Regions from separate parts of the Homo sapiens genome. Here regions 2, 3, 4, 5, 6 and 7 are each linked to region 1. The links are chromatin loops, found by intact Hi-C in ENCODE. Cell type or tissue: dorsolateral prefrontal cortex. All regions are shown on one strand. Links, peaks and the distances in the headings refer to the core of each region. The heading gives the core; the rest is flanking DNA.

Region 1 (4,347 bases), core at 131-4,130:
CAGGTGTGCCTGTGCCACTCACACAGTGTACCACCTACTGGAATCTTGGCGGAGGGCAGACTTGGGATGGGATCCACAGGAGAGACAGTCTGTGGCATAATTAAGAGTGAGCAAAACACAGAACAAAACAATGTGTTTTTTCCTCTCTCTTTTCTGCCACTTGCCCTAATTATTTTCCCACTTTAAAATTCTACATCAACTTTAATTAAGCTGGCCTCGGGCAGGGAAGTCTGGCAAACTTGGAGAAGTTCACTTGTTTATTTTCTTATCACTGAGTGATTGGATTTTCAAGGATCACTCTGTCTCTCTCTCTCTGCCTCTCTAAGGAGGGATGATGGCAGCCTCCTGCCCATGAGGGGACAGGTGCAGCCGAGAACTGGCTCACCGCAGCCTCTGAGGGAGACACTTCTCTACAAAAATCTATTGTTGGCTAATTCATGCTCTAGTTTTGTCTCCCCTCCCCCCACCGATTCCTGCAAGGTCAGGGATCCAGGGCAGCAATTGTTAAGCAGTGGAGAGAGTACTGGACTGGGAGTTCAGTCACTTGGGTCAGAAGCTGTTTGCCACTTACTTTTTGGGCAGGAGTCATTCATCTAGTCATTCATTCATCCACTTTTTAATTCATTTGCTCATTCTTTCATGTTACCTCATTTATTCATTCTCACATTCATTCATGTATTTGTTCTCTCCCCATCATCTGAACAACAATACGGGCCTACTTCTGCCCTCCCCAGTAATATTTGACTCCTCTGAGCCCATTTCTTCCCTCCTGCATCCCTGGGTTGTTCCAAAGACAACAAGAGATGATGTAAGTGGAAGCCAGGATGGCTCTTGGCTCAGTGAGGTGGCACTGTGGGACACCTCGGATGTTATGCCCATCACCAGACGTGGACTCTGGGTCTTTCTGGGCCTTGGTCCCTGCTCGTAGGACAAATGCCCAGACCCTCTCCAGGGTCAGGGATGTTGGCAGAATCTTGAAGTTTGCTGAATTTCATCATAAAGTGGAGGATATGAGAGTGGGGCTCTGAAGAAGCCAGGACACCTGGTGGCTGGCGGGAGCAGCAGTGTCTGAGGCTCAGACCCCAAAGTGACTGAGGACAGGAGGAGCAGGCAGATGTCTTTGCTGGGTGTGGTGAGGAGGCAGTGCATGAGGGACAGAGTGATTGAGCAAGTGAATGGATGAGTGTGTGAGTAAATGAGTGAGTGGGTGACCAAGCAGAGGACTGAAAGTAAATGAATGAATGAACAACTGGGTGATTGAAGAAAGAATAGATGGCTAAGTCAATGAATGAATGGATGAGTGAATAATAAGTAAGCAGATGAATGTAAGTAAGAAAATGCGTGAGGGGGCAAGTGAGCAAATAAGCAAAATTAATGGAAGAATAAGTGAATGAGTGGGTCATTGAGGGATTAGAAGAAGTAATCAGAGAATCACTGAATGGTGAGTAGATGAATGGGTAAGGGACTGAGTAAATGAACAAGTGAGTGATTGAGTGGATGAAAATAAATGGATGATCCTATAAACAGATGAATGAGTGAATGGATGTGATGGAATGAATGAGTACATGAATAAATTAATTAGGGAATGGATGAATGAGCGAGTGAGTGAGCAAGCAACTTTGGTCCCCACCCATGGTGCTGAAGAAAGGGAGCCTATTGCCAGAACCTGGGAGGCCAGGAGGTGCTGGTTCGTTCCCTGTGCATAATTCTCCCCACAGTGCTCCTCACACGGCAGCAGAACCCACTCTGCTTCCAGCCCATCAGCTTCTGTTCCATTATGTATAGATACAAATGGGGTTGCTGTGTATCCCTTTCTTCCTCCACCAGAACCGCACCCGAACTATTGAAACACAGATGTCAGTAAAATAACATATCTCCGGTGGCTTGTCTACCTGTATCCCTCACTGCTGAGAAATAACTCACAGCAGTGGGTTAAGCTGACAATAAACACAGGAATTGACTTCAGTGGGAAGGAGCTTGCCTGACTGTTGACAAAAATCTAAGGTGACGCAACCTTCGCTGGGCTTATTGCTTGCTCAGGTGGCAGCCTGGCTGTGCTGTTCCCTTGGGACTGGGATGAGGGACAAAAGCCCCAGGGTGATGAAAGGGTCCCTGTCTCTGAGCCAAAAGGCAGGTCACGGTGTCCTGCAAAGGGCTGGGGCACGGCTTTTGTGGTGAGCACGCACTTTGCCATTGAGAGAACACTGTACAATAGAGTAGGCTACAGGGAAGGCCTCTTCTCTTCCCTCCCTGCTCAGGCAGTTGGCAAAGATCAGGCAAGGGCTGGCGGTTGCCTTCCTCTCATCATGGCCCCATGCTGGGGTGAGATGGGGCAAGGGAGCCCCTCCCCCATTCTCAGCAAGGCACCCCAGGTGCAGGCTTGTAGAGCAGCCTGGCCCCATGGTAGGACATTTAAGGGAGTGGCTGAAGCCCCAGGGCTTCAGCGTCCAGCCACGACCAGCAGCCTGCCTACTGGGTAGCAGGAAGGGAGCTGAAGGTAGGCAGGCCTCGGCAGAGGGCACTCAAGTCCTAGGAATCTGCACTCAGCCACTGCACACGTCTACTCCGTGGTTTCCCAGGGAAGCAGAGAACATGAATCTCGGTAACTCGAGCCCAGGGCATCATCACTCACTGCGATTGTGGGGGGGGTTGAGAGCCAGAGTGGATCAGTCTAAACAAAACACGTGCACAGGGGGCTCCTCCAAAGAGCATGATCGGCCACCACTGGGTGCCCCGTCCCTCACCCAAAGTAGCTGGGGAGGGGTGGGGGGACGAGGCCAGGGAGGGGGCTGGGAGTCTTGGGTTTCTTCCTGGAAATCCTACCCTCACCACCCACCTGTGAGCCAGTGGGAGACATGAATCTCGCTGGCAGGAACTCGGGCCAGCTCAGCCGTTTTCAGGGATGTTAATGAAATGCGGGAGCACTTGTCCTTTCAGACAGCGGCCCCTTTTATTTGGGAATGAAAAGCTGCATTAGTCTGAATGAGGTTTGGAGGCCTCATAAATCCGGCGCTGGCTGCCTCGTGGGGGAGCAGGGAGCCTAGGCCTGGCTGGTGGGTAGACTTGTTTACCAACAATGCGAAAAGCCAGGATTGGCGGCTCCCAATGCCCGGAGGAGATGCGGCTGGAGATAGTGCCAGCCCTGGTGCCTGCTGGTGGCGGGGCAGCCTGGAGAGGCATGTCATGCCACCGGCAGAGAGGGCTGTAGGTCTCTCTTCATGAGTTAGGGATGACTGGGCTCCCCGATCTGCCCTGATAAAGTGTCTGAGTATTCTGCTCTTAGCCTTCCACCGCAGGCAGCAGCCCCAGTGGGGCTCCACAAGAGTGATGAGAATTGGCCCCTGCAGCTTGTCCCCTACTCAGCCCAGATGGTAGAGGACAGGGTTAATTCTATGAGCTCAGGAGTCGGCTGAGCCTATATGTGAACCTTGACATCTCACCCACAGTGCCTGGCAAATGGTGATGCCCAATATGTTTTAGAAGAAAGTAGGAAGGAAGGGAGGGAAGGAGGGAGGGGAGGGGAGGAAGGGGGGAAGGGAGGGAGGGAAGGAGGAAGGGAGGGAAGGAGGGAAGGAAGGAGGGAGAGAGGGAGGGAAGGGGAATGGAGGGAAGAAAGAAAGGTCACATACCAGCGATGTGACTTTGGACCTCTTACTTAACCCCGCTGAGGCTCAGTCTTCATCTGTAAAATGGATTTGTTATTTTAGACAAAGATCCTATCGCAGTGGGTGTGGAGAGCAAGAGGTGAAGTGATGCGTGTAAGGTAGTGAATATATTGTCTGGAACATAAAAACATGTAATAAATACTAGGGGTCATTATGGGGATCGTTGCTGCTGTTTCTGTTCTTGCAATGCATCCCACCCTCCCCTAGACCGGGAGGGAACACGCTGCTGTTAGTTTTGGGGAAACCTCTGTGTCACAAAATGGCTCGCAGCCAGGTCAAGAAAAAGGCCCAGTCCCAGGCTGGCGATGGCAGCTTCCCTCTGGCCCCAACTTGGAAGGCAGGGTTCCAGCTGCCTTCCAAGTCCAGTGACTGGGCCCCACAGCCTCTGCAGCTGGGAGGCTCTTTCCCACCGCAGCCCTACGTGGCAGCAGAAAAAAGCCTCGATCCGCAGCGTGCTGGGTAACTCCCGCCCACTCTGGGATGCAGGAGGAGCAGGCCCAGCCTGTGCTGCTTCCCTGGGGCGCCGAGGGGGCTCGCAGGTGGCAGAGCCACACTCTCACCCTCTGGGGGCCTCAGCATCCCCCTCTGCCTTCCTCCCTTCGCGTTTCTAGCACCACTTTCATGCTAGCTTTTTTGGAGGCTGCTGCTTCTCCTCCTGCTCCCCTCCCCTTATCCCTCCCTT
Region 2 (4,347 bases), core at 258-4,257, 290 kb before region 1:
CGTGTTTGTCATGTGGCTCTGCATACTCCCTGGCCCACGGGTGGGAGCCCCCAAGGGTTGTGTGTATTCAGTTGAAGAAGCATTCGTGTAAGTAAAAGTGCTCTAGAAAGAACAGAAAAAAAGCGACATAAAGGTCAGAGAGTTTTAATGTGAATGTTGGCAGTAATGGAAACACATCCGTCAGTTAGCAAGATGGATGAACGGAAGATGAAAAAGGGAAGGCAAGGGGAGAGGTAGGAATAGAAATGGGATGGGGCGCTGGTCAGGCAGTGAATGCAAATCCCAAGTGGGCTAGGCTCAACTCCTAAGCAAAGGGGGAGATTCAGAAGCCGGGGGGTTGAAACCCAGGACACTGGTCAGCAGGCACTGGGGCTCCCTAGCCTGTCTGTTATACCATTGAGGAAGCCACTGGCTTCCACTGTTATAGTGGGTCATATACTTTTACTTACTTTTTGGCTTAGGGTAGCTTTCCTGTAAGCCTTCCCTCTCCCCCTGAGAGTGTCCTTTTTAGCACCAGGGGTGGTCTCTCTATATTCCTTTCATGGCCATGGGGCTTAGTATGCAACGTCCCTCCAGCAACCTCCCAAAGTCCTCCTTGCTTGGAGACCCCTCGTGTCAATGCTCATCGGAGGGCTATGGCAATGTCCCATAATCCTTCAGGTGAGTATGCAGATTAGGCTCTGCTGTGACCTGGGCACAGGTGCAAACCTTTAGTCTCCTTTCTGCTCCTTTTGGTATCTTTTTAAAAATTACAAAGCTTCCATGCAGAAATGTGCACACGTCACAATATTACAAAATGTCTGAAAGCAAATATTTCCCAAAGAATTGTGGGAACACAAGCAAACACCTTTCTTTCGTTCTCTGTTATTTCTGGATGAAAGCAGATAATGAGTTACCCTTTTCACAATCAATGTTCAGTGAATTTTTGGCTACATTTTTCGGAGCAAATATAAACAGGGTAAGTTGAAGGCATGGATTATTGCAAAATAAAATTGGGATACATGAAGCTTAAAAGTCTTAATTTTAAAACTAGTCCTCACAATAGACCAGAACTTGATCCTCTCTAATTCTTTGCAAACAGCGTTTGCATTTTATTATCAAATGTGTCTTATATCAGCGTAGGATGAGATTTGGCTCATGTTTTTGCATAAATATAATAAAAGGAGGCTTCCCAGTGAACATAGATTTGGGAAATAGTGTTTACTTATTTCTCTCAATTCAAAAGAGTGTGAACTGGAAATTTTTTGTTTCAGTAATTTTTTCTTTTGAACACAAAGGCTGTGTATTGTTTCTTTCTACAAAGAACACAAGCCAATCTGGGGACAATTATGGTTTTGTATTTCTCTCTGGGGAGCACAGGCTCATGCTGTGAACTTGCCGATCAGCAAACCAGGCTCCATGCCACCAGATGGGATGTGAACTTGGCATGGGGATGACCAAAATCCTGGGATCCAGACTCAGGACAGGCAGCTAGCCTCCCCTGGGGCAGGCAGGGACCAGAAGAGCCCCAGAGGGTCTTGTAGAACAGAGGCGGAGGAGGAGAGGACAGAAAGGACAGGGAGACAACCAAGGTATGAGGTGGGAAGTTCTAACATTCCTCTTTGTGCTATTCCGTCCTTCCAGGAATTACAGGTAGGGGAGATGCTGGTTTTGGGTGAGCTCTGGAATTTCAAAGAGGTTACCTTGGGTCTAGAGCAGATAGGAAACTATAGAGAAGCAGTGAAGGGCCTGGAGTCAGCCAGACCTAAGCCAGACCTGAGTCCTTTCTCTGCTGCTCATGGTAGCTCTTGACCATGGGCACTTGATGTCAACTCTTTGAGCCTCCATTTCCTTGTCCTGTAGAATGGGGTAATAATAGGACTTTAGAAGATTGTTGTGAAGGTTTACTGGAGAAAAGAAAAATGTGTAAGAAACACTTTACTTGGTGCCTGGTCCATATTTGCCAGCTCTTGGTTGTTAGTTCAAGCTGAGCAGAAGCACCCACATGCAGAAGGATTTGACAGTTCTGGACCTGGGCCTCAGTCTACTTTGCATTAGAGTAAATTATGTATGTCTGTCGTGATTATAGTTAGAAGCTCCCAGAGGGTTGGAAACTCCAAGCTCAGATACCTCAAATACTAGGTAATTGTGTTTTGAGTTGCACTAAATTTAATTCCTCCTTTAAACCAGTAATTTCAGCTCCACTGGTTACCTTCCTTTCTTTCTTTTTTTTTTTTTTGAGACGAAGTCTTGCCCTGTCACCCAGGCTGAAGTGCAATGGTGCAGTCTCGGCTCACTGCAACCTCTGCCTCCTGGGTTCAAACAATTCTCCTGCCTCAGCCTCCTGAGTAGCTTGAATTACAGGCGCCTGCCACCACGCCCAGCTAATTTTTGTGTTTTTAGTAGAGACGGGGGTTTCACCATATTGGCCAGGCTGGTCTCGAACTCTTGACCTCGTGATCTGCCTGCCTCGGCTTCCCAAAGTGCTGGGACTACAGGCGTGAACCACGGCGCCGGGTCCCCTTTTCAGGGTTGTTTCTGGCAGGGGAGGGTCCAGGTTCTTGACCACTTGTCTTTTTAGTACACTCTTCCTGCAATATGCACTCATTGTCACCAGGTGGCAGTAGAGTCCCAGGCCGCTTTGGGGAGCCGGGCCATAGCAAAGATTTCCATCCTTGGGAGACATTTAAAAATGGATTTCTACTTATTAAACCAGTTCAATGAGATTAACCTACTTACCACCCTCAACTTTAAGCATGGCAAGCATCAGAGCAGCTAATGAGACAAAATACAAAGTGTTTGGTACACTCAATTATCTTTTCTGGACTAATCCCTAAAGAGCGTCTAATCCGGTGCTCCCATTCCTCAGGGAAGGCATTCTCTTCTCTCAACACTCAGGTTCACTCCACTTGGTGTCACCACTCCCTGTAGCTTCCTTTTGCTCTGGCTTTTGTTCACTCGTTCAGCCAACCTTGAGGTGCATCTTCTCCGTGTGGACCCCATGCAGGGGAGTGCTCAGCCGGGGGAGGGAAGGGGAAGGGCTATGGAAACAGAGAGGGGGGTCACAAACCCAAGTGCCTTCCATGGCCAGGGTGGTAATGGAGATGGGTGAATTGGGTCTGAGTAAGAAGAACAGGGAGTTGGGGAGGGGCAACCTGGAGACTTGGGGCCCCACCTAGAGGGTGGCAGCTGCCACTCAGTTCCACGTGATTGTTGCAAGGTGGGAATGTGGCACAACACTGCCATATCTTCCTATTCTTCAAGATAAATTAAATGTTTAGGTTTTATATCTATATCTATATCTATATCTATCTATCTATCTATATCTATCTATCTATCTATCTATATATATATATCTATATATATATATATCTATATCTATCTATATATATATATAAAACATCTCTTACTTTAAAATTGTGGGCCTGGTTTGACTCTCGTGCTGTGAGTTTGAGACTCTGAAATAGAGGCTTATGGCACAGTGTGATAGAGTGGTAAAGAAGCTGTGTCCAGAGAACTGTGGGAGCCCAGAGGAGGGAGCCCCAATTCTGTCTGGAGCATTCATTCATTATTCATTCAGTAAATATTTACTGCATTCCTATCGTGTGCAGAATGCCTGGGATTCATAGTCGAACAAGATACACAGAATCCTTACCTCCATGGCGTGCACAGCTCATTAGGGGAGGCAAATACCGAACGCTGAATGATGTTATGTATGATTTGGTTGGATATTGTATAGAATAATCTGAGGGACAAATTTACAGTGCAATGAGCGTCCGCGGGTGGGTCAGGGAGGCCTTCCCTGAGGAAGTGATGTTTGGTCTGAGATCTGAAGGATGAATAGGAGTATAACTTGTCCATTGACCAGGCCAGCCACTGGCCATTTAGTTCCAGAAATGAGCTAAATGCCCACTGGGGAGGGTATAACTCAGAAAGGGCCATGATCTGGAGAAGAGGACACTTGCTGGGAAGGTGTCCCAGACGGTCAAAGTTGGACCCTTTTCCTCCATAGAATGTGCAGGACAGAGCAGAAATCCACTGGGGAAGAGACGAGGGAGCAGAGCAGCTTCCCTGCTTCCTTCCACCCAGAGCATGTGCTGTGAGAGCAGTGGGTGCCCAGGCCAGCAAAGGAGAGGCTTTGGGAGGGTCTGGGGAGAGTGGACAGCTCCTTCAAAGACCAGAGAGAGGGTCTCAGGCTAGCATTTTGGGAAGGAAAATTGGGGCAGAGAATGGAGGTCCCCGGCTCTCAGGCCAACAAGATTCCAAATTCCATCAGAAGGATGAGCAGTGCTCACAGGGGAGCTGAAGGCTGAGGACTCTGGGGCTGAGGAGGCTCCAGGCCCACAGTTACAGCAGGAAGGCTTGGAA
Region 3 (4,347 bases), core at 94-4,093, 390 kb after region 1:
AGCTGCCATGGGAGAGAAGGGCATCACCCTCCATCCTCCACCCAGCAGCTTGGGCAAGATGTAGTTGACTCCTGTCAGTTTCATAACTCACAGGAAGAGGAAGAGAGGAAAGGAAATGCCAGGAATCAAAGGGAGGCAGCGGAGGGCGAAGAGTGATGGGCTTTATTCAGTGCCAGCTCAAGGTCAGGAACGGTGCTAGGAGCATTCAAATATATCATCTCATTTAATCCTTGCAACAACTCTAGCAGGCAGGTGCTATCATTTCCACTGTATATGGAAGCGAAGAAGATTCAAATATATCATCTCATTTAATCCTCACAACAACCCTAGCAGGCAGGTGCTATCATTTCCATTGTATACGGAAGCAAAGAAGATTCAAATACATCATCTCATTTAATCCTCACAACAACCCTAGCAGGCAGGTGCTATCACTTCCATTGTGTGTGGAAGCGAAGAAGTTTCAAATATATCATCTCATTTAATCCCCGCAACAACCCTAGCAAGCAGGTGTTATCATTTCCATTGTATGTGGAAGCGAAGAAGATTCAAATATATCATCTCATTTAATCCTGGCAACAACCCTAGCAGGCAGGTGCTACCATTTCCATTGTGCAATGAAATGAAGAAGCCAGGCTCAGATCAGTTAAAGAATCGACAAGAAAAACTGTTTTTCTGGAGAGACTTTGGCCAATAACTCACCCCTGGGGAAACAAAAGTGAGTGGAACAAAGGGACTTAGCCATGCCGGCCCCTGTGGGGCCAGAGAGGAGAAAAGCAGAACTTAGTCTGACAGATGCACCTCGTCTAGAAAAGGGCAGATTTTAAAGAATCTTCCTGATAGAAAGATGCAAGCCCCTGTCTGGATCTTCAAAGGGGAAGACAGCTCCAGAGCGGTGAACAGAAATGTCACAGTCAACCAGGACCTGGAGTAGTCCCAATAGGGAAGGACAGGCAGATCTGAAGGGGTCTCAGGAAGCAGCTCCCTGGTAAGCCCAGATGTAAAGGGTGTCTGCACAGACGGCAGGGGAGCGCTGGCCAAGCAGAGAGCTACACAGACCACAGGAACCCCCAAAGCTTCAAGGGGAATGAAATGTAACAGGCAGGTGCTTAAGACATATCTCCAAACCCCAGAAAGACTCCTGTCTGAGAGGATAAGAAAGCCAAGAAATCCTAGAGGACAGAAGAGGGCAAGAAAACTCCAAACAAGCAAAATGTCTTCATTTTGGGAAACGTAGAAAAGGAGCATTTTCCTAACTTGGTCTTCATCCCAGCAAGAGCCTAGGACGTCAGTTTGTGTGCACAGGGAAGGCAAGTCTTGGAAGGAGGCCTGCCAGACCCACCTCATTTCCTGTTCTATCGAGTGACCGCCAACCTAGTGAAACTCCAGGGGTTTGGAGAATTCTCCCAAACTCCTGTGGACCAGACAAGTAAGAGGGAGTTGGATGGCAGAGCTCAGGGCATTCGTAATGACTCAGTGGGTAGGGTCAGCAGGATTTATCCTTGTGGGTCTGGGATGCAGGGGGTCACAGGGAATTCCAGACAGAGGAAATGGCAGGAGCAAAGGTGTGGCAAGTGGGAAACAGAAATGATTCCTGATCATTCCCTCCTGAGTTGTAACAAGGCAGCTTCCCGCTCACAGGCTGATATACTCAGATCTCTCAGCAGCTTGAACTTCCCGCATCCTATGACACTCATTGCTCTCATTCCTCAAATGAGCATGTGTGGAGCAGTTACTATGCCAGGCATTGTTCTAGGCACGGGCAAGCAGCCATGCACGAGGGGGCAGACAAGGGCCTTGCTTTCACAACACTTAGAGGCTAGCAGAGAACATGACACTGAGCAAAAGAAACTCCATTCTCTCAGGAAATTCTCACCCAGCCATGCAGATTTAAATGTTCGAGTACGTTGATGACTCCGAATTTGTATCTCCAGCCCAAACGTCTCCTCTGAACACCAGATGTGCACTTTCAACAGCTTCCTTAATATCTACGTTTGCGTTTCTAAAGCATTTTAAACTCACAGTCTCTAAGACAAAAATGAGTCCACAAACTTCCCCCTCAGCAAAACCTGTTTCTGCTCTTCCCTCAGCCTTTCTTCCCAGTTACTCAGGTGAAAACCTGGAAGTCATCCTACATTCCTCTCATCGTGCATGTGCATGCATGTGCACACAACTCACACACACATGCACACACACACACATGCATGTGCACACAATCCAATCCATAGCCAATTTCTTCTGGTCCTAACGTAGAAAACAAAACAAAACAAAATCCCAAATTGGCCGCTTCTTCCGGCTGTGTACTTCCACAACTAGCACCCTGGTCAGAGCCACCGTCATCTGTCTCCTGCACTGTCAAGTTAGTCTCCTCACTGGTCTCCCTGTTTCCCACAACTTACTACCCTAGGATATAGTAGCCACACAACATCCCGAATGATCTTTTAAAAAATCTAAATCAGGTGGGGCACGGTGGCTCATGCCTGTAATCCCAACACTTTGGGAGGCCGAAGTGGGTGGATCATGAGGTCAAGAGATCGAGACCAGCCTGGCCAACATGGTGAAACCCCATCTCTACTAAAAATACAAAAATTAGCTGGGCGTGGTGGTGTGCACCTGTAGTCCCAGCTACTCGGGAGGCTGAGGCCAGGAGAGTGGCTGAACCCGGGAGGCGGAGGTTGCAGTGAGCCAAGATGGCACCACTGCACTCCAGCCTGGTGACAGAGCGAGACTCCATCTAAAAAAAAATAAAAAATAAATAAAATAAAATAAAATTTCTAAATCAGACCATTTCTTTCACTTGCTCAGAACCCTTGACAACAAGCCATGCTCAGGTCCCTCCATCATGAGAAAAAGCACTGTCCCAAGCCCACGCTTCACCTGCCCCCCTCACATCAGGGTGTTCCTTAACTGTCACTCTCCACTCCCTGCCCCTCGCAATCTCCCACCAGCCAGCCTCCAGCCTCCAAAACCTCTCTCAGCAAAGTGACCCATGACCACATCCTGGGCTTACCCCTCAGCCTCCTGGGTCTTCATCCTCCCTGGCACTGTGCCCACAACCCTGCTGACCATTCATTTCCTCCCTGGGGTTTCTGCAATCTAGCTCCTCCCTGGTTCTCCTGTCTCCTCTCTGACTGTTTCTCTATTACCTTCCTGGACTCTTCTTTCTCCAGTTGCTCCATAAATGGTGGGGGTTCCCAGGACCCAAAACTCACCCTCTTTTCTGCTTATTGTAAACACTTCATCTACTTTTACTAACTCATCACTAGTTCACTGTCACTAATTCTCTGATGGTTCCCTAGTCTGTGTCTTCAAGCCCCAGACTTGTAATTGTAACTTTGTCCTGGCAATAGCACTGGAAACCAACACAAAAAGCTTGTCATTACCTTATCACTTTATCCGCATGTGTACCTTATTCTGATGCAATTTCCAATGCCAGAAATCTTGGCAACTTCCAAATCTCCTCCCTCCTTTGACCACTCTAATGTGTAATTTAGGTTTGTTGTATGGTCTGCCTCCTTAACACTGCTCGTATCTGTCTCCTCCTTCCCCTGCTCCTGCCTTAGGGAAGGCCCTCACCACCTCTCACCTGGATTTCTGCCTGCAGACTCACCTCCTGCAATCCATCCTCCAGCAACTCAACGCCAAGGAGGTTTTCCTAAAGTGCAGATCTGGCCATGTCACACTCTTCACTCTTCTATGAACCCTCATTGATGGGTCAATCAGCTGCTGTTGCTGCATAACAAACCACTCCAAAACTCAGTGGCTTTGAAGAGCTGTCATTTGTTTTTATACAATAGCTCATGCATTTGTGGGTCAGCTGCATCAGTTGACCTTGACTGGAGTCATTAGTGGTCTGCAGGTGAGCTGGGGGCTTGTCTCTAGTCTGGGCTTCACTGGGGCACAATCCCTCCTGGAACCAGCAGAAACATGCAAGGTCCCTTGAGACCTAGGCTCAGAATTGTCACTTGGTCAATCCACATCACTCTATTGTCCAAAGCTAGACACATGCTGAACTAGTATCACAAGGCAGAAAAATATACATCTCACCTTGATGGGAGAATGTACAAAGACACCTAGCAACAGCCTGGGTACAGGAAGGGCTGAAGAATTGGAGCCATTCATGTGATTCACGACAATAGCCTCCCATTGCCCTCAGGGTCAAGTCTCAACTTCCTGACCTGAAGACCCTCCATGAGCTACCGTGGCCACTTTTCCAGCCTCATCTCTTATTTCTCTGAACTTCGGTCCACTCCCTAACTTCCCACAGCTCCCCAAATATGCCTTGTTATTCCACACTCCAGGTTGGCCTTTGCACCTGCTGTTCTTTGTTCCTAAAGCCCTCTCCTCCTT
Region 4 (4,347 bases), core at 218-4,217, 430 kb after region 1:
GCCCCAGACCATGGCGAGAATGAGAAGAAAGGCTTCTCGCATTCAGAGGTCCGATCACTGAATGTCCTTCCCTTAGATGAAACAAAACGGTGAGAGACTCAGGGTCCTGCTTACAGCTAGGAGCACAAGCACATTGGTTCAGGCCCCTCCACCATACATGCTTCAAGACAGACAAAGACCTCTCAGCCTCAGAATCCCTAAAAGCAAGCTGACTGACAGAAAACTTTCAATGTATCCCTGAGAGCACTTACTTTAAAACACATGCTTTCGCCAGCATTGGGTTAAGAACTGTGTTCACTGGTTTGCCATGAATCATTCTGGCAACTGATAATAATAATTATTATAACTGATATTTAATGAGCACTTACTATGTACCAGGCACTGTGCTAAGCACTCTGCAAGCATTATCTTACTGAATGCTCACAGCTGCCCTGTGGGTAGGTTTTGTTATACACATTTTTTGATAAGAAAACAAAATCAAAGGTTAGGTAACTTGCCTAAGGACTGCCAGGATTCAAGTAGAAAATCTGTCCAAATTGAAAGGCAAAACCCTGGACCAGGACATGCATAAGTGGCTGAGATAATAGTTAGGGACAACTACACATTACTGAATAACCCACCCTCTGTTGCCAGCAGCTGACAACTATAGGTACTGAAAAGACAGAAGCTACCCAATCCCTACAAGAACAGACAAGTTCCAAGATTAATCCAGAGCCTGCCCTTACCTATTCAATGATTCTACACAATCTTCTTCCCTGCTTTACACTTTTTGTTTCCAACTGAACTATAAGCCCCTAGAGGGCAGGACCTGTGTTCTTTTTCACCCACATTCCCAAGGCTGCACAAAGAATTTAATACAGACTTTCTGCATGGTTTTCTACTGGTCGGTTAGGTGGGTGATGGGTTGGTTGCTTGGATGGTTGGATGGACCAATTAGTCAATATTGGTTAGCTAGTTGGATGCTGTCAGAGTGTGGGGTGAGGTAGGGGTTTTCCCTGAGTGGCAAACCTACCATGTAAAACCCAGTGGGGGTTCTCTTTGGTTTCTAAAAAAAACTCTCCCAGGGAATAAAGAACCCTTCAAATGCTTCTCCCTTCCCTTTTTCCCTCCCTCTGCCCAGCGAAGCCAGAGCTTGTGAGGACCAAGGAGGTGCTCCTTTCCCATCATCAGCCCCAATGAGGAGGACCCAGTCCCTGGGAGGAGCATTGAATAGCCCATTATGGTCACCCTTGGGAAGTACACAGGTAACTGCCATCCTTGGTTGATTGTGTAGGTCATTGGATGGGTACCTAAAGGCTAGGATGCTGCAGTGTGGAGAATAAGGAGCCCAGTGCTTCAGAGCAGCTCATTTCATCCTGCCCAGGAAAAAGGTCATGTGCTCCGATATGAGTAATTAATTTTCTCCGAGCCACGTTGAAAAGGTTAACCTGATTTATAGGACGCAATTGAGTGTAGAATGGGTTGTGTATCTTGTAAAAGGCCCGTTCCAGCATCTGAGTCTACAGACTCACCCGTGGCTGGGCATCAGCTGGGAGCTGGCCCTACCTTTTATTCCTTTATGTAGAATCCAGGTGAAAACCCAAAGAGATCCCCACTGACCAGGAAGTTGCTTCCTGAGCTCCAAATCCTAGGGGTCATTGGAGCATGCCGAGGAGGGTGTCTCCTGCTCCTGTCACAACCCCCAACTCAACAGCAGCCTCAGCCTTTATCTCCATACAATTCAGGGCCCAGGGAGAAATGCCCTGCGCTAAACTTAAGTTCTGAGTTCAAGGTCAGGCTCCTCCACTGACTCTCTGGGATTGGTACTGGGCTATACACTTTCCCCATCTCTAAAATGGGATGAAGAATCCTTGCCCTGTCTCCTTCCCTCTCATCAATTATTAGCTGTGTGAGCTTGGGCAAATTACCTAACCTTTCTGTGCCTCAGTTTTCTCATCTGTAAAATGGTAATAATAATAGTAACTATGTCATAGGATGGTTACGAGGATTACATGAATTAATATTTGTAAAGAACTTAGAACAGTGGCTAGGCCACACGATATGGTGCATAAGGGTTTGTTAAATAAATTAATAAAATCTGGATGTCCTCAGCAGGGTGTCAAGCAAAGCCAGCACCTGGTCAGCACTGTCACCTGAGGCTTGGCTCCTGGTTGAGGTAGACACCAATGGTCCTAGGGCTCCAAGAATATATTGAACAGATGGGGAATGGGGGTGTTATGGCCAGAAGTTTTTTCTTTCCTGTATCTATTCTTCATCCATGGTTAAGCTCTGCTCCCCAGAGCCGGCCAGGACTCCACCCATCAAGCCCACAGATGCTAGTCTAGCACCACCTAGTGGAAAGACTGCAGTCCGCATGTGGGTGGCTTCCAGGCCCCTCCTGGCAGAGGGAAGGAGAGTGAAGTTGCTTGGACTTACCCACCAGTCAGGCACTAAAGGAAGGAAAAAAGAAAAACACTCTGCCAGAAACCTCCCTGAGAAACTGACCCAGCTGAGAGCTCTTCACTTCGTGCCCCTGCAGTATATGGTGGTGTAGTATTTTGCAGAAGTTCGGTGTTATGCAGGTCGGCTGCATATATCACACATGCGCACGTCTATAGGATTACCAATTAAGTGAGTTAATATGAAGAACTTAGGCAAGTGCCTGGCACATAGAAAGCATTCAATAAATGTTTGTCCTCATTATGATTATGTGTATAATATGTGCATATACCTGTGCCTGAATATTCATGTAAATGTGGATGTATAGATTGTTTACATGCCTCTGTGTTTATGGATGGATGCGTGTGTGTATATATGTGTGTGTGTGTGTGTGTGTACCTAAGAATGCATATGTGCTTATGTCTGTATACATATTTATGTATGTAAATATAAGTATAGTGAGTGTGGTGTACATGTAAATGGAAGTATGTGAATGTCTGCATGTATATACACCTATGTACATGTGGATATCTTCGGGTATATTTGTGACTTTCACCGAATGGAATGCTTGCGCATTAGTTTTCTACTGCTGCATAGCAAATCAACGCGACTTAGCTGAAAACTACACCCAATTATTATCTTACAATTTCTGTGGGTTGGGAGTCCAGACACAGCCTAGCTGGTCCTCTGCTTAGGGTCTCACAGGCTACAGTTAAAGTGTTGGCCAGGATTACAATCAAATTTGAGGCCTGGGGTCCTCTTCCAAGCTCACGTGGTTGTTGGCAGATCATGTTTCCTTATAGCTGTAGCCCTCATGGCAGCTTTTTCAAGGGCAGCAGAAGACACTCTCTCTCTGACCTCCAGAGCCTCTTTTAACAGCTCATCTGATTAGGCCAGGCCCACCCAGGAGAATGTCCCTCTTGATTAATTCAAAGTCAAATGATCAGGAACTTCAATTTTATCTGAAAAATTCTTTGACCTTTGCCATAAAGCATAACCTAGTCACAAGAGTAATATCCCATCCTGTTCACAGGTCCCACCCACACTTAAGGGGAGATTATACAGGGCATGTACACAAGGGGGTAGGACTCTTGGGAACCATCTTAGAATTCTGCACTCCACAGTGTATTTTATATATATATATATACATATATCACACACACGTATGTCTGGGTCTATATGTACATGTGGTTGTATATTGGGGTGCATATATGCATGTGTGTATGTCCATGAGTGTGCTTTTCTGTGGGCTGTTTTCTTCCCAGTGGGATTGCAGGTTCCTTAAATAAAGATTGGGGCCCCTGAAGTCCAGAACTCCATCAGACCAAGGACTTTTTAATGTAAGGATTTCAGCTCTCCTGCCGATGGGCGTTTCCCAAGATGGGGTCCTGTACTCTCCACCACATGCCACATGCAGCATCTGGTCTGCATCTCAGAGGTGCTGAGTTATCATTGTACATGGCTCACATGTGCACATACACACATATGTGCATGTACACACGCATGAACACACACACACTGGTATGACTCACTCCAAGGCAAGATCAGCCTAACTAGGGACAGAGCTCACTCCTGCTCTTTAGAAGAAGCCACTCCCTGGCATCTCCCCGCCCCAACCTGTCATGAGATTACAAAGTCACTGCTCTCTCCAAAAGGAGGTCCGAAGGCTGAGACACCTCTGCCCCCAAGTTGGGCTGAGGTCCTGTTTGGGACCCAAATGGCCTTGCAATCAGGTAATGAGCTTACAGGCCTCATACCAACATTATCCAAATGGAATATTAGCCCAGGAGATGCTGAGGCCAAGATGAACTATGGCTAGAAAGTTGCCTATGGCCAAATAAGTCTGTGAAACCCTGCCTGCTTCAGCCCTCCTTGGAATTTTGCATTATAGATTAGCAGAGCAAAGGCTCTGAGAAGGCCTGCAAGAAA
Region 5 (4,347 bases), core at 248-4,247, 460 kb after region 1:
AAGGAGGCTCACCAGTGGGTGCTTAGGAGGTGGAGACAAGGCTGGGTTCAGGCTGGCACCCACCAGTAACCAGACCAGGGCTCATCTTGGCAAGGCTGTCTGGATTATTCAAAGACACTCACAACTAACTGGGTGTTGGATACTTATATCATCCCTTAGGAGGGCAGAGGAGACGGTCCTTCTTCCCATTTGACAGATGAAGGAACTGAGCCCGAAGAGGCAGCCCTAGCAGTGAGTGGCAAAGCTTGGGTGTGACCCATACACATCTCTGCTCTCTTCCACCCAGCCCTCATCTCCCAATCTCCAGAACAATTCCTGGAAATTAGTAAACGCACAGTGCAATGCATTCTACTGGCCAGGGTTGCCAATAAACAATATGTAATTCTTTAGTATGGGTATGTCTTAACTATTGCATGGAACACACTTATAAACTTGTTGTTTGGCATTCAAATTTAACTAGGCATCCTGGATTTTTATTGGCTAAATCTAGAATTCTACGATAACCACTCTTCCACTCACCCACTCCTAAGCCTCCTGGAGAGACGTTAGGATAGGAGTTTCGGGGCCAGGCGCAGTGGCTCACACCTGTATTCCCAGCACTTTGGGAGGCCAAAGCAGGCAGATCATCTGAGGTCAGGAGTTCAAGACCGGCCTGACCAACATGGAGAAACCCTGTCTCTACTTAAAATACAAAATTAGCCGGGCGTGGTGGCGCCTGCCTGTCATCCCAGCTACTCGGGAGGCTGAGGCAGAAGAATCGCTTGAACCCAGGAGGCAGAAGTTGCAGTGAGCCGAGATCGTGCCATTGCGCTCCAGCCTGGGCAACAAGAGCAAAACTTCGTCTCAAAAAAAAAAAAAAAAAAGGAAATGTGTGTCAGCCCTCTGCCCCCACCCACCAGAGAAAGAGCAGACAGCCCTATGGAAAGGACAGGGGAGGAGCGAGGCCTTGACTTCGGGCAGTGCTGGGTCTGATCTCTTGCCCCTTGGTGTGTGACCTTGGCCAAGTCACTCACCCCCTTTGAGTCTTCATTTCTCCATAGGGGGGTTGTGAGCATTAAATAAGATAATCCACACAAAATGTTGTATCTTGTGTAAGTGTTCAATGGAAGGGAGCCATTATTATTATTGTTATTATTATTATTATTTACCAGATGGTGAAATTAAGGCTTAGAGAGGGAAAATGAGTTGGTGAAGGTCACCGGGAGTTGGTAGCAGACCAGACACCCGCACTCAGGCCTCCTCTGTCACTGCAGCACTGCAGCACTGAGGCACTGCACCGTGCAGCTGCTTCAGTGTTTTGTGGCCAAGACACCAGAGGCTAGCTGGGCAGTCAAGGCTCAGTGACCTATCCCAAATATCCTCCTTCTATAAACAGCTGCCTGCCGCAGCACCTGAGGCCATGGCAGGTGGCTCAGGGCCCCACAGTCTACACTCACCCACTGTTTCCTCCCCAGAGCACCTGCAGACCAAAGATGGTCTTCAGTCCCCTCTCCCTTGTGATCTGGGGGTGCTGTAAGTTCCCACCCTATATCAAATCTATCCCTAGCCTCCCAGGGAAGTTGAGAGCTGCCCTGGAATGACAGCAGTGAGGAGGAGCACTGCCATCTAGCCCGCACCAGCAGGCCAGGCCCTGGAAAAAACAAAGGATGCCTGCAAGCTTCTCAGCCCCTGAACTCCCATCTCACCTTCAGATTACTACCAGATGCAGCCGCCAGGAGAGCCTGGGATTTCTCCCAGGCCTCTCCCCAGGTTGGAAAGGAATTGAGAGGAAAGACTAGAGTGCCCTCCCACAGCGGGCCCTGCCTGGGATTCCACAGGGACCTGGCCAAGAACTCTGCCCCCTCCAACTCCCCTCCTCCCTCCCCGACCCCAGCACCCCATCTGTAACCCTAACGAGTTGCTGACAGTTCCCATCTGTTCCTCTCCGGCTTCCTGGGGAAAGGGAGAGAGAGGAGGGGATGCTGAGAAGGGTAGAACAGAGCAGAAAGTGGTTTCCTCACACTGGGGCTGCTGGGCATCCTAGCCGCATGGTTGTCCACTGCCCTGCTGCCAAAGAAACCCTCATGCCCACACCCCTGGAGGTCCCACTCCTTAGGGTGTGAGGGTCTTTAAGAGAAGAGGTTCCAGCCACAGTGTCCTGCCCAGCTGCTGACTTCCAGATTCAACAGCTGGAAATCCAGCTCTCAGAAGGACCATCTCAGGAAGAGAAAGGACCAGCCTGACTCCCCAGTCCAGGAATTCCCAAGGTGCCTTCTTCCCTCACCCCACCCCCACCCACGTTCTGCTCTCAGACCATGGGACAAGGTGGGGGCTTAAGGACAGGAGCTGCAGTCTTAGCCCACAGGCCCAGCCCACCCCCATCAGCTCCTATCTGGCTCCCGCTCGCCAATGCTGCCATCTAGAGGTCATCCGGGGCACCTCAGGAACCGATGCGCTGCCCAGGAGCCCTCTAGGATCCCCACCCCCAAGGCCCACCATGGAAGGCTGGACCAAGGATGGAGTGCCCAAACACCTTGCCTGGAGGCGCTGGGAGCGTCACCTCACCCACCCCCTACTTCCAGGAAGCTGTATGGCCATGAGCTGTTCCCTGGCTCCTTGCTCATGGAGTGACCCTCTTCACGGAAGCTCAGGGCCTGTTAGAAAGGAAAATGAAGTCGCTATAAGAAGGGAAAATGAACGGGAAAGCTCAGGGCCTGTAAGAAGGGGAAACGAAGTGATGTGCCACCACGTCTCACACTCACTGAAGCTGCCATGTGGATAATAGTGCCCCATTTAAAAGTCGAGGACACAGGCACAGGTAGGTAGAGGGAACCGTTCATTTAGAGTGATAAACTTCCTGGCTTGGTTTTCTGGAGGGGATCACTTCAGTCCTCAAAGGTTCGCTAATTCGTTTGCCAGTCCTGTGCTGGGGGAGGACCTACTGTGTGTTGGGGTCTGTGCCAGGTCCTGGGAAACTCAGGGACATATCAGACGCTGCCCAAGGCACACTCACCAAGGGGCTGGGGGGCATGGGCAGGACTCCTGGCTACACCAGGAAGTCCCTGAGAGGCAAACCATGAGGTCCCTGTGAGAAGTCACCAGCCGTGACAGCAATGCCAACAGAACCATCCTCAGCCAGGGAAGGCCATTTGGCAGCCCATGCTTCTTAGACGGGGCCCTGTCCTGAGCACTGCTTCAGAGACTTACCCATAAGGGACTAGGAGAGGCCACCATCCACCAGTCACCACAGCCAAGCAGCCCTCTCCCCCAGAGGAACCAACCTCTCTCAGAGCCAGCTATGACAACCCCCAGTCCCCTAGACAAGCTAGAGAACCCACAGGGCTAACACATAGCAGGTGCTCAGCCTATGTTAGAAGAATGAAGAAATTAGATAATTAAGGGGTTATTCACACGGGAGCTTCCCAGCCATATAAAATCAGATCTACCACTCCTTCCACCCCTGGCTGTCCTTGTCCCAGTGGCCAGCAAGTCCTTAGAGTAGAGGAAACCCAGGAGACTAGCATTCTCGTTCCATTGCTGCATCTCACCTGCTGCGTGACCCATGGCAAGCCTCCCCTCTCCGGGCCTCAGTCTCCCCATGTGTATAAGGGGGAGTTGGACTAGACAGGTGGTGTCTAAGGCCTTGGTATAGGGGAGGGTAACCTAACCCTACCCAGCCACCCTAACTCTCTTACCCTTTCCACCCCTCCTCCTCCAGAATCAAAGGTGAGGCCATAAGCTGGTACCACATGGAGACCTAGAGGAATTGCTGCCCAACACACCTGTGTGTCCCCCCAACATACACAAAGTATGCATATGTACATACAAACATGCACACATGTGCATGAAGCCACATACATGCACGCATGCATTACAGGCACCCGTGTATACACATACCAGTGTCTGCACATCACACACTCAAACACATGCCCTGTGCTCAGTGCTGCAGAGCCTCAGAAACAAGCTTAGGGACACACTGAAGTTATGAAATTGATTTCTCTGGGAACAGTTGGAATTAGTTTTAATTATCTTTATCTTTCTTCCAATTGTGCTCTCAGCCTTCCCCTCGCTGTGTAATCCATTGCTATTGACTTCCCCGTAGGCGCTGGGGATGGGGGAAGCTGGGTGGGGTATGCAATGTGTTCATTTTTGGTACAAATAAACAACAGCAACAATCACCTCCCACCCATGTCTTCCTCTGCACCAGAGGAATCAGCCTCTCCCAGAGAGCCAGCAGGACTTCCTGCTCCCACAAACACACTCACAACATCCAAACCTTATTCTTCAAGGAAGCCCCTTCCAGGAAGCCCTCCCTGGTTGGGATGAGAGAGGGCTTAGACATGCGATCTGTTCATATCTCTACATCTC
Region 6 (4,347 bases), core at 229-4,228, 330 kb after region 1:
TTCCATGGTCTGGCTTACCTGGCACAGGATGGGACCTGTGCCAGGGTGTATTTGAGTGATATTAAGGAAGAGGAATCCAGGAGACTTGATGATTAACTGGATTTAGGGCAGACGGGGAGTGGAGCTTGAGGGCAATGCTCAGATTTCTGACTTGAATGATTTGGGGGAGATGCCTTTCACAGAGAGGGCAGACCCCAGAGAAGGGGCAGTTTGGGGGAATGGAGGAAGAGTGGACAGGTTGAGAGGTAGGGAGTGTGAGCTGCCTGCGGGCTTTCTAATGGGGATGTTCCAGATGCAGATGTAGATTGGAGCTCAGGAGATAGACCTGGGTGTGCAGAAGGTGCCCAAAGGCAGGATGCAATCATCCGCAGGAAAAGTCAATACACACCCATTTGCTCCAAGGGCATTCAGCAATGGGGAATTCTCAGTGTGGCAGCCCCAGGGACTCACTTTACAGAGCTCCCCTGCGCACCCTGCAGTGTGCTGCAAGGCCTGGACCCGGGTGCCGCCTGCTGGATGACCTCCATCCCCAGATGTCTATGCTTGTGTCCCAGCAGCTGCCTTCTTTTTTTTCCTGTTCCAGCTGCCTCTGTTCCACCCTCCAGAGAACAAAGAGTGGCCTGGTTTGGGCACCAGGAAACCTGAGTCCCAGTCCTAACTCTGCTGACTGACTTTGGGATTTCTAAACAAGTCTTTGTCTCTCTCTCTCTCTCTCTCTCAGTCTCCTCAACAGTAAAATGGAACCAAAGGCTGGTAGGGTCAAACAAGGTGGTGCATTTGAATGCTTTACACATGTAAGGAATCTGGGTAAAAGCTGCCCGAAGTTCTGGCCAGGTCCCTCAGTCCTGTCTCCCCACGCCTCCCCAACCACCAGACTCGTAGCAGATCCTGCACCCAGATGTGTGTGGCACCACTCTCCCCATCCTTTGTTGCCTCCTCCTCTGGGGGCTCCAGGACACTACTCGGATCTCCTAAAATCTCCACAGATCCCCCCCCCCGACCCCGTCATCTTTGACTCACCAGATAACCCGGCAGGTCAGAAGACACCACTAATAATGTTCAGGTGGTGACATTTATTGCAATGCTAAGCAGCCCCTGCTTAGCTTTCAGGGCTATCAGGAAATGTCAGGCACACAGTGAATCGCTCTATACAATGCATCTTGCAGAACATTTGCAACAATCTCTTATTTGCTGATCCTAATTGAGGCCTCGCTGAGGTGCTCAGACCCCTCCTCTCCTCTCCTGCCCTTCAGCTCAGGCACTCTCTCATGATGACCCCTTCCTTGAATCCACTTTCACCAAGGCAACCGGCAGAGAGGTGAATTTAAGATGGAGAGGCACAGCCAGACGCGGTGGCTCATGCCTGTAATCCCAGCATTTTGGGAGGCCGAGACGGGCAGATCACCTGAGGTCAGGAGAAACGCCTGGCCAACATGGTGAAATCCTGTCTCCACTAAAAATCCAAAAATTAGCCGGGCGTGGAGGCGCGCGCCTGTCATCCCAGCTACTCAGGAGGCTGAGGCAGGAGAATCGCTTGAACCCGGGAGGCAGAAGTTGCAGTGAGCCGAGATGGCACCACTGCACTCCAGCCTGGGTGACAGAGAGAGACTCCGTCTCAAAAAACAAACAAACAAAAAAAGATGGAGAGACACGCTGCGGTCCTCCTAGGACACTGTCCCTTCATTTCAGGAAGAGTAGGGGTGGGTGAAGTTGCCACCCTGATTTCTGAAAGTCAGTTCACAAATCAGAGACATAGGCTGGTGCCGTTGTGCCGAAGGGAAGGTGTTGGACACCGCCGCAGGCTGTGTTGATGTGAATGGCGCCCATCTATTCCTCCACAGAGAGAGCCCTTCACCTGGAGAGTGCTCCGGATGCAGCCCTGGCTGCCAGTCAGAGGACGCCACCCCCAGCCACAGGGGAGAGCATGACTGCACTACGCTGAGACTATGGAAGGTCCTCCCCTGAGGTTTGTCCCATCAGAACTGAGGGAAAACAACAGATCACAGAACATCTGAGCCAAAAGTTGCTGGTGGCAGTGGTTCCGGTCCCTGGAAGGAACAAATCTGCAGGCGGAAAGGATAAATCCAACACGGAGAGAGGAGGGAGATGGTCCTGATAGCATTGGAGTTCCTGGTTGCAACTGTCCCTGAAACCCGGGCTCCGTGAGCCATAGTCTTCTTTTTGCCTTGTCTGGTTCAAATTGAGTCTGTCACTTGGAACCACCATGTTGTCACACTGTTACCGACATGTTCTCTCCACTGGCCTTCTGGAAGCAGTTCCCACGTCTTTGCTGTCTAATCCAGGCCAGTCCAGAAAGTGTGGCCTGGAGATCTGGGGCAGAGCAGACCCAGTGGCCACGCGTTCCACCCAGGGCCTCTCACTGCAGCTGCAGCACCACCCGCCCTCTTTGCCAGCACCTCGTGATTCCTGCTCTGCTGCCCTCTGCTGCCCCCAACTGGCCACAGGCATCGCTGCGCTCAACTCCTCCCGCCCCTCATGGGTTGGGGCCTTTTATCACAGGGACTCGAATCAGGAAGCAGAAGAAGCCGCAGGTCCGAAGAGTAGCAGCCTCTCCCAACTCCAGTCCCAGGTAAAAAAATGTATCTCCGGAAATGGGAACTCGAGAAAATCTTTACTATTACATGTGGGTTAAAAACACTCTTGTCTTCCCTAGGGGTGCGAATACTCATAATGTACAATGGGAGTTGCTGCTGCAGATATTTTCTTCCAAGTGTGGACTCTAGGCAGGGTTCCCAGGAGGCTGGAGCAGTGGGAGAGAAAGACGGAGACCGGAGGAGAGAGCCTGGAGAGTTTAATAGAGAAACTAAGTCAATAAAACAAGAGGAACTATGGGGACAGCATAGTAATTCGGGATGTAAAAGAGCCGACGAAGAAGTAGGATTGAGCCCCAAAGAGCAGCGCAGCCTCTCTGGGCTCATATTTTCCATAAATACTATGCGAGGAAAGAACCATTTATGTGTTTATAGTTTCCAGGATACTTTAGCACATAATAGTGCATTTGATTTCACACCACCTGAGACAGTTGGGATGTGTGTTCCCTCCAAATCTCATGTGGAAATGTGACTCCCAATGCTGGAGGTGGGGGCCTAGTGGGAGATGTTTGAGTCACGGGGGTAGATTCCTCATGAGTGGCCTGGCGCCCTCCCACACTAACGAGTGAGTTCTCACTCTGTTAGTTATCGCGAGATCTGATTGTTAAGAAGAGCCTGGCACCTCCTCCTCTTTCTCTTGCACCCTCCCTGGCCAGCCAACGCACTTGCTCCGCCTTCACCTTCTGCCATGAGTAAAAGCTTCCTGAGGCCTCACCAGAAGATGATGCGGGCGCCATGATTGTACAGAGTGCAGAACCATGAGCCAAACAAACCTCTTTGCTCTATAAATTATCCCGTCTTGGGTATTCCTTTATAGTGACACAAAACGGACAAACGCACCTTCCAATATGGTAATACTGTTGTATTGACACTTTTTTTTTCTCTCACAAGGAAATAGATATTATGAGAGATTTAGTGGCTTGGCTGAGGCGTATTTTTTACAAACAGCGGAGCCTAAACTCAAGCCCAAGTCCAACTCCAAGTCAGGGGCTCTCTGCCTCCACGTGGGTGAGGCTGTATTGTACGTTGATCTAGCCATGCAGGCTACAGTCACACCACCTGAATGTGCCTGATCTCATCTGATCTAACCATACAAAGTGAAAGCACGGGCTTCTCCAGCGTCAGGGAACCAGGGTGCAAAATTTGGCCCTCCTATTTGCAAGCTGTGTGCCTTTGGACAAATTACTTAACTACTCTGAGTCTCCCACATGGGTGTGTCTCATGGGGTTGTTTTAAAAAGCAAACATTAGTATATGTGCATCACCTGAGCCAGGGCATGACACATAATAGGTACAATTATGATGGTCACAAGACTTACCACGTGCATATTTCCCAATGCAATTCTCCCATAATGTTTAGTCTGATTTTGTGTTTTCCTAGTAAATTCAAATTCAGCCCCATTTCATTATTTCAACTGTAGAAGAGAAGACCCCATGGACACCTCATCACCAAAGCAAGTTAGTTGCTTTAATCCTTATTCTACGAATGGGAAACTGAAGCTCAGAGAAGGTAAGTCAATTCTTCGAGGTCACGCAGATAATACATGGTAGAACCAGGATATGAACCCAGGTTTTTCTGACTTTGAAGCCCCCACTCTTTCCAAATCCCTGTGGTCTGTGGCAATGGGAAGCATTACGGAGGAAAGTAAGGAAACAGGGACCAGTTTGGATGCTGTTGCAGTGGTCCAGATGAGAGATGACAGTGGCATGATAGCAAAGATGGCCAGAAAGGGGTA
Region 7 (4,347 bases), core at 113-4,112, 400 kb before region 1:
CTTGTTGGAAAAATTAAGAAGGAAGTGAAAGAAGCCACAGCCCTAGAGCGGATGGCTAGGGAATCTGGGTCTGGCCTCTCCTGCGAAGACCTTTCCTGTCTCCCGTAGGAGGTGCCTGGGAGGCAGCTCAGGGCCGCAATGGACATGGGTTCTCCACCAACATTCTCTTCCCTTGAGAGGGAAGTGTGGGCCACAGGCAGTGGCTCACATCTGTAATTCCAGCACTTTGAGAGGCCACGGCGGGTGATCGGGTGGATCATTTGATCCTAGGAGTGGGACCAGCCTGGGCGACATGGCAAAACCCCGTCTCTACAAGAAAATTAGCCGGGCGTGGTGGCACGCACCTGTAGACCCAGCTACTCAGGAAGCTGAGGTGGAGGATCTATTGAGGCCTGGGAGGTGGAGGCTGCAGTGAGCCACTGTGCCACTGCACTCCAGCCTGGGCAACAGAGCGAGACCTTGTCTCAAAAAGAAGACAACGACAACAAACAAACAAACAAACAAACAAAAAACCGGAAAATGTGGTTAACATGGTTAACAGTATGGCCTCTGGAGCCAACTCCTGGGCAGGATCCCAGCTCTAGACTGACAGCTGTATGTTTGCTTGGGCAAGTTATCTAACCTCTCCGTACCTTAGGTTTCCCATCTAGCTCATAATAATGTTGTGAGGGTTAAATGAATTGATATATGTAAAACATGTGGAATCGAATACACATCTGGTACCTAGTAAGCATGTGCTTTAGTAGTGTCATAGCTGTTATTTTTTCTCTTCCTTGCCCTAGGGATTGCTTCTCTGAGGGAGGCACTCAGCCTACTGGTGTGGTGCACCCAGAGACAGAAGAGCTTTCTATGGACTGGGCAGGTTGGAGAAGGCTTCATTAATTCTACAGACCTTTATCGATCCCAGGTCCCTGAACCTCCCCCGCCCCACCGGGAACCCCAAGTCTAGAGCGGAGGGAGGCAGACACATAAACAGAGAATCAGTATAAGAGGCAAGTATGTAATGTTCAGGGGAAAAGAGGAGGTAGTGGCTAATGGATATGAAGGCTGGTGGAGGGAGGAGGTCAGAGAAGGCTTCCTGGAGGAGGTGGCATAAGTAGAAAGTAGAACTGCGAATGACAGTTTGCCAGGCAGTCCCAGGGTGGAAGGCCTTCCGGGAGACTAAGAAGAGATGTGCTCTGGGCAGCAGGAGCCCGGCTGTGAGGAGCCTGGGCTTTATCCTAAGGGCAGGAGGGAGCACCAAGGGCTGTGGAGTAGCAAGGACATAGGCAGCTGGAGGAAGGTGGCTTGGGCAGCTGTTGGAAGATGGCTGGGCATGGGAGGACTTGTCAGTTCCCTTCCTTATTCATCTCTGCAGCCCCAGCTGCCAGGACTGGTCAGTCCAGCACAGCATTGCTGGCTACCACTGAGTAGATGAACAAAGGAAAATACCTGTGATCATCTAGGCCTGAGACAGCTGGGACCAGAGAGGTAGCTGGGGTTTTGTAGGAGGGTGCAGAGCTGACGGTTTGTGGACTCTTGCAGAAGGTGTGGGGACTTCTCTTGAGGGTCATGTGCTTCTGGCTCCCCTAACAGCTCAGCCTGGGGTTGCCCTGTGTGGGAGAGGCAGGTCATGCCAGCAGCTGGGCCTGACTGGCTCTGTCCAGCAGGGGGCAGCCGCAGTGCGCAGATGGGCGTGCCCGGCGCCTTTTCTAAGTGCCACCAGCACTTAGAAAAGGGTCTTCGTGGTGGGTGGGTCGGACCCAGTGTGGCAAGGGCTTCCTTGGCGAGCTGAAGGGCAGAGAGGGGGCACCTTCACACCCTCAGGATCTTGTTGATTGGGGCAGTCCTGCGGAGACCAGGGATGCCCGCAAGACCCTGGGAAGCCTAAGTAATTTTCAACCCTGGGAGCACATTAGAGTAGCCTGGGGAGTGTTAAAAACCCACCCAGGCCTGGTGCCCTCCCCAGATCCATGAATCAGAGTCTGAGGGTGGGGCTCAGGCACCAGTCATTAAAAAAAAAAAAAAAAAAAAAAATCTCCCCTGGCCAGGTGCGGTGTCTCACGCCCGTAATCCTAGCACTTTGGGAGGCCGAGGCGGGTGGATTACCTGAGGTCAGGAGTTCAAGACCAGCCTGGCCAACATGGTGAAACCCTGTCTCTACTAAAAATACAAAAAATTAGCCGGGTGCAGTGGCGTATGCCTCTAATCCCAGCTACTTGGGAGGCTGAGGCAGGAGAATCGCTTGAAATCGGGAGGTGGAGGTTGTGGTGAGCCGAGATCACGCCATTGCATTCCAGCCTGGGCAACAAGAGTGAGACTCTGTCTCAAAAACAAAAAAACCCAAAAACAAACAAACAAACAAAAAACTCCCCTGGCAATTCTCTTTTGTTTGTTTCTTTTTTTTCTTTTATTTTTTTAATTGAGACGGGGTCTCACTCTGTCACCCAGGCTGGAATGCAGTGGCACGATCCCTTGGCAATTCCAGTACGCACTGAATTGCCCAGTGGCAGGGGTTTGAGAGGAGTGAGCCAACAAATGTCAGGACCTTCTTTTCCCTCCTGTGGGGTAGGTCTGGGTCATTTAGATCTCATGCCCACTATAGTCACAGCAGGGGGTCCGACGGCCCTTGGCCCTTGGCCTCAAGGCTGAGAGAAGGTGGGGAGCAGGGTCGCCTGCAAGGAGACACCTGCTCCCACCTGCCAAGGATGAGGCATTCAGAGTGGCTGTGGGGTGTGCTCGGGAGTGTGTCTCAGCACCGCTGCGCGTGCGGGGGCACATCCCTGTGTGCAGGTGCTGGGTACCTACGTGCATGCAAGTGTGTCTGTCCGGCATGTGAAGGGGCTTTTGGGGCTGGTTCTGTCTGCCTGGCATGCTGGCTTTTGCCTCTGTGCTTTGTGTATGTGTTGGGACACGAGTGTTGCTCTGCGCCAGCAGCTGTGAGCTGTCTCTGTCTGCAGGTTGTCTCTGCATACACGTTGCCTCTGTGTCTTTTGTGTGTCATGGTGTGTGGCTATCTCAGGGCTGGCCTGTGCACATCTGTGTTCTTGGGTCTTTTAGAGCCAACGACGAATATGAAGCTCTGCTGTTTGAAGGTGTTTTTTCTCTTTCTTTCTCTCCTTCCAGCCTGATCAGTATGCTGCTCCCGTGCAGCCTCCCCAAAGACCACACACAGGCGAGTTCTGTGTGGACAGAGTCAAGTGTGGGCTTAGAAAGATCCACCACAGCCCCTCTAGGAGTAATACCTCCAGTCAGCCTCCCTCTAGGTGTGCAGCCGGTCTTGCTGGCCAGAGCCTCCTTGCGGCCGATGCAGCCAGCAACAGGCACCGTCGGCCCACCGAGCGTGCCAGGCCCACCGCCCCTCCCTGCCCACCATGTTGGAAAGGCCATAGGAGGGATCTCAGCTAAGCAGGGCCAGATGGAGACAGAAGGACCTCCCAAGCAGGCCAGTTTGGTGCCACTTTATGTCAATATTCTCTAAATATTTGTACAACATTTATTTAGTGGAGAAGGTAAAATGATATTCTGTTAGTTAAAAAAAACCCCAGTATATCTGCTTATAATAAAAAATGGAATTTATTGCATGCACCAAGCATCACATACATGTTAACTTAGCCTTTGATATCGGAGTTTTCCCATCATTTATAATTGGATGTACATTGTGATTCACTAAGGATGGAGGTAACTGTTACATAGCTGTGGATACGTAGTTTGTTCCCAGAGACATAACTCTTTTTTTGAGACGGAGTCTCGCACTGTTGCCCAGGCGCAGTCTCGGCTCACTGCAATCTCTGCCTCCTGGGTTCAAGTGATTCTCCTGCCTCAGCCTCCCGAGTAGCTGGGATTACAGGTGCCTACCACTAGGCCCAGTTAATTTTTGTATTTTTAGTAGAGACGGGGTTTCACCATATTGGCCAGGCTGGTCTTGAACTCCTGACCTCAGGTCATCTGCCCACCTTGGCATCCCAGTGCTGGGATTACAGGCATGAGCCAACGCGCCTGGCCCCAGAGACAGAAGTCTTTATCAGGCATTGTTTGGTTTGAAAATTTCAGCCAGCTCTGCAGGCCATGTTTACCCTAAACCAGTACTGCCTTTTTGTGAGTCAGACAAAGGTGCCTCATTCAGGCAGCTCCAGCCCCGTGGACATGGATATGCAGGTTTGGGAGTGGAGGTTGGCTGGGACCTCCCTCAGCCCTGTGTGTGGTGTGTAAGGGGCACCTGCCTGTGTGTGTGTGGTGGGCAGGCCAGCTTAGATGTGGGAGGGTGGGTGGTGTGTACTGGTTTGTGTGTTTTCATGGTGTGTCTGATGTTTGAGTACAAGGAACGTATATTGTTTTGGGTGGTGTGGGTCTGGATGGGGTGTGAGT

What was found. A loop is a pair of places that touch in the nucleus more often than their neighbours do. Peaks named below come from ENCODE experiments on the same cell type or tissue, not always from the same donor. Only the 100,000 strongest peaks of a DNase experiment are listed, where the experiment ranks them.
Region 2: it touches region 1 in a loop (2.3-fold over the local background); 6 of 110 quality-filtered maps call a loop at or near these places.
Region 3: a loop joins it to region 1, with 9 times the contacts of the local background. A loop is called at or near these places in 3 of 110 quality-filtered maps.
Region 4: it touches region 1 in a loop (2.2-fold over the local background); 6 of 110 quality-filtered maps call a loop at or near these places.
Region 5: a loop joins it to region 1, with 9 times the contacts of the local background. A loop is called at or near these places in 16 of 110 quality-filtered maps.
Region 6: it touches region 1 in a loop (8-fold over the local background); 35 of 110 quality-filtered maps call a loop at or near these places.
Region 7: a loop joins it to region 1, with 2.8 times the contacts of the local background. A loop is called at or near these places in 10 of 110 quality-filtered maps.

Annotation. Positions count from the first base shown.
Region 1 is chr1:37,036,594-37,040,940 of GRCh38, reverse strand. No RefSeq gene overlaps it. Among named protein-coding and RNA genes, the nearest start is that of GRIK3, 4.3 kb to the right of the region's middle. RefSeq lists an enhancer at 2,369-2,929. In dorsolateral prefrontal cortex, for the core only: a CTCF peak has its summit at 2,516 (motif pointing right); DNase peaks (open chromatin) are centred at 2,520, 3,000 and 3,997; H3K4me3 peaks cover 685 bases; H3K27ac peaks cover 574 bases; H3K27me3 peaks cover 1,706 bases.
Region 2 is chr1:37,322,214-37,326,560 of GRCh38, reverse strand. No RefSeq gene overlaps it. Among named protein-coding and RNA genes, the nearest start is that of LITATS1, 150 kb to the left of the region's middle. In dorsolateral prefrontal cortex, for the core only: CTCF peaks have their summits at 1,312 and 2,591 (motif pointing right); a DNase peak (open chromatin) is centred at 1,410; H3K4me3 peaks cover 473 bases; H3K27ac peaks cover 1,400 bases; H3K27me3 peaks cover 969 bases.
Region 3 is chr1:36,651,476-36,655,822 of GRCh38, reverse strand. No RefSeq gene overlaps it. Among named protein-coding and RNA genes, the nearest start is that of CSF3R, 170 kb to the right of the region's middle. In dorsolateral prefrontal cortex, for the core only: a CTCF peak has its summit at 1,778 (motif pointing right); a DNase peak (open chromatin) is centred at 1,752; H3K27ac peaks cover 571 bases.
Region 4 is chr1:36,607,426-36,611,772 of GRCh38, reverse strand. No RefSeq gene overlaps it. Among named protein-coding and RNA genes, the nearest start is that of CSF3R, 130 kb to the right of the region's middle. In dorsolateral prefrontal cortex, for the core only: CTCF peaks have their summits at 2,143 and 2,344 (motif pointing left); a DNase peak (open chromatin) is centred at 2,312.
Region 5 is chr1:36,574,301-36,578,647 of GRCh38, reverse strand. No RefSeq gene overlaps it. Among named protein-coding and RNA genes, the nearest start is that of CSF3R, 94 kb to the right of the region's middle. In dorsolateral prefrontal cortex, for the core only: CTCF peaks have their summits at 2,212 and 2,412 (motif pointing left); a DNase peak (open chromatin) is centred at 2,387; H3K27me3 peaks cover 2,557 bases.
Region 6 is chr1:36,701,990-36,706,336 of GRCh38, reverse strand. It overlaps LOC107984941 (a long non-coding RNA gene), which reads left to right and starts at 4,016. Exons shown (of 3, transcript XR_001737977.2): 1 at 4,016-4,121. RefSeq lists an enhancer at 2,439-2,528. In dorsolateral prefrontal cortex, for the core only: CTCF peaks have their summits at 503 (motif pointing left), 2,248 and 2,447 (motif pointing left); DNase peaks (open chromatin) are centred at 494 and 2,426; H3K27ac peaks cover 1,061 bases; H3K27me3 peaks cover 226 bases.
Region 7 is chr1:37,431,775-37,436,121 of GRCh38, reverse strand. No RefSeq gene overlaps it. Among named protein-coding and RNA genes, the nearest start is that of LITATS1, 40 kb to the left of the region's middle. In dorsolateral prefrontal cortex, for the core only: CTCF peaks have their summits at 1,436 and 1,645 (motif pointing right); a DNase peak (open chromatin) is centred at 1,651; H3K27me3 peaks cover 449 bases.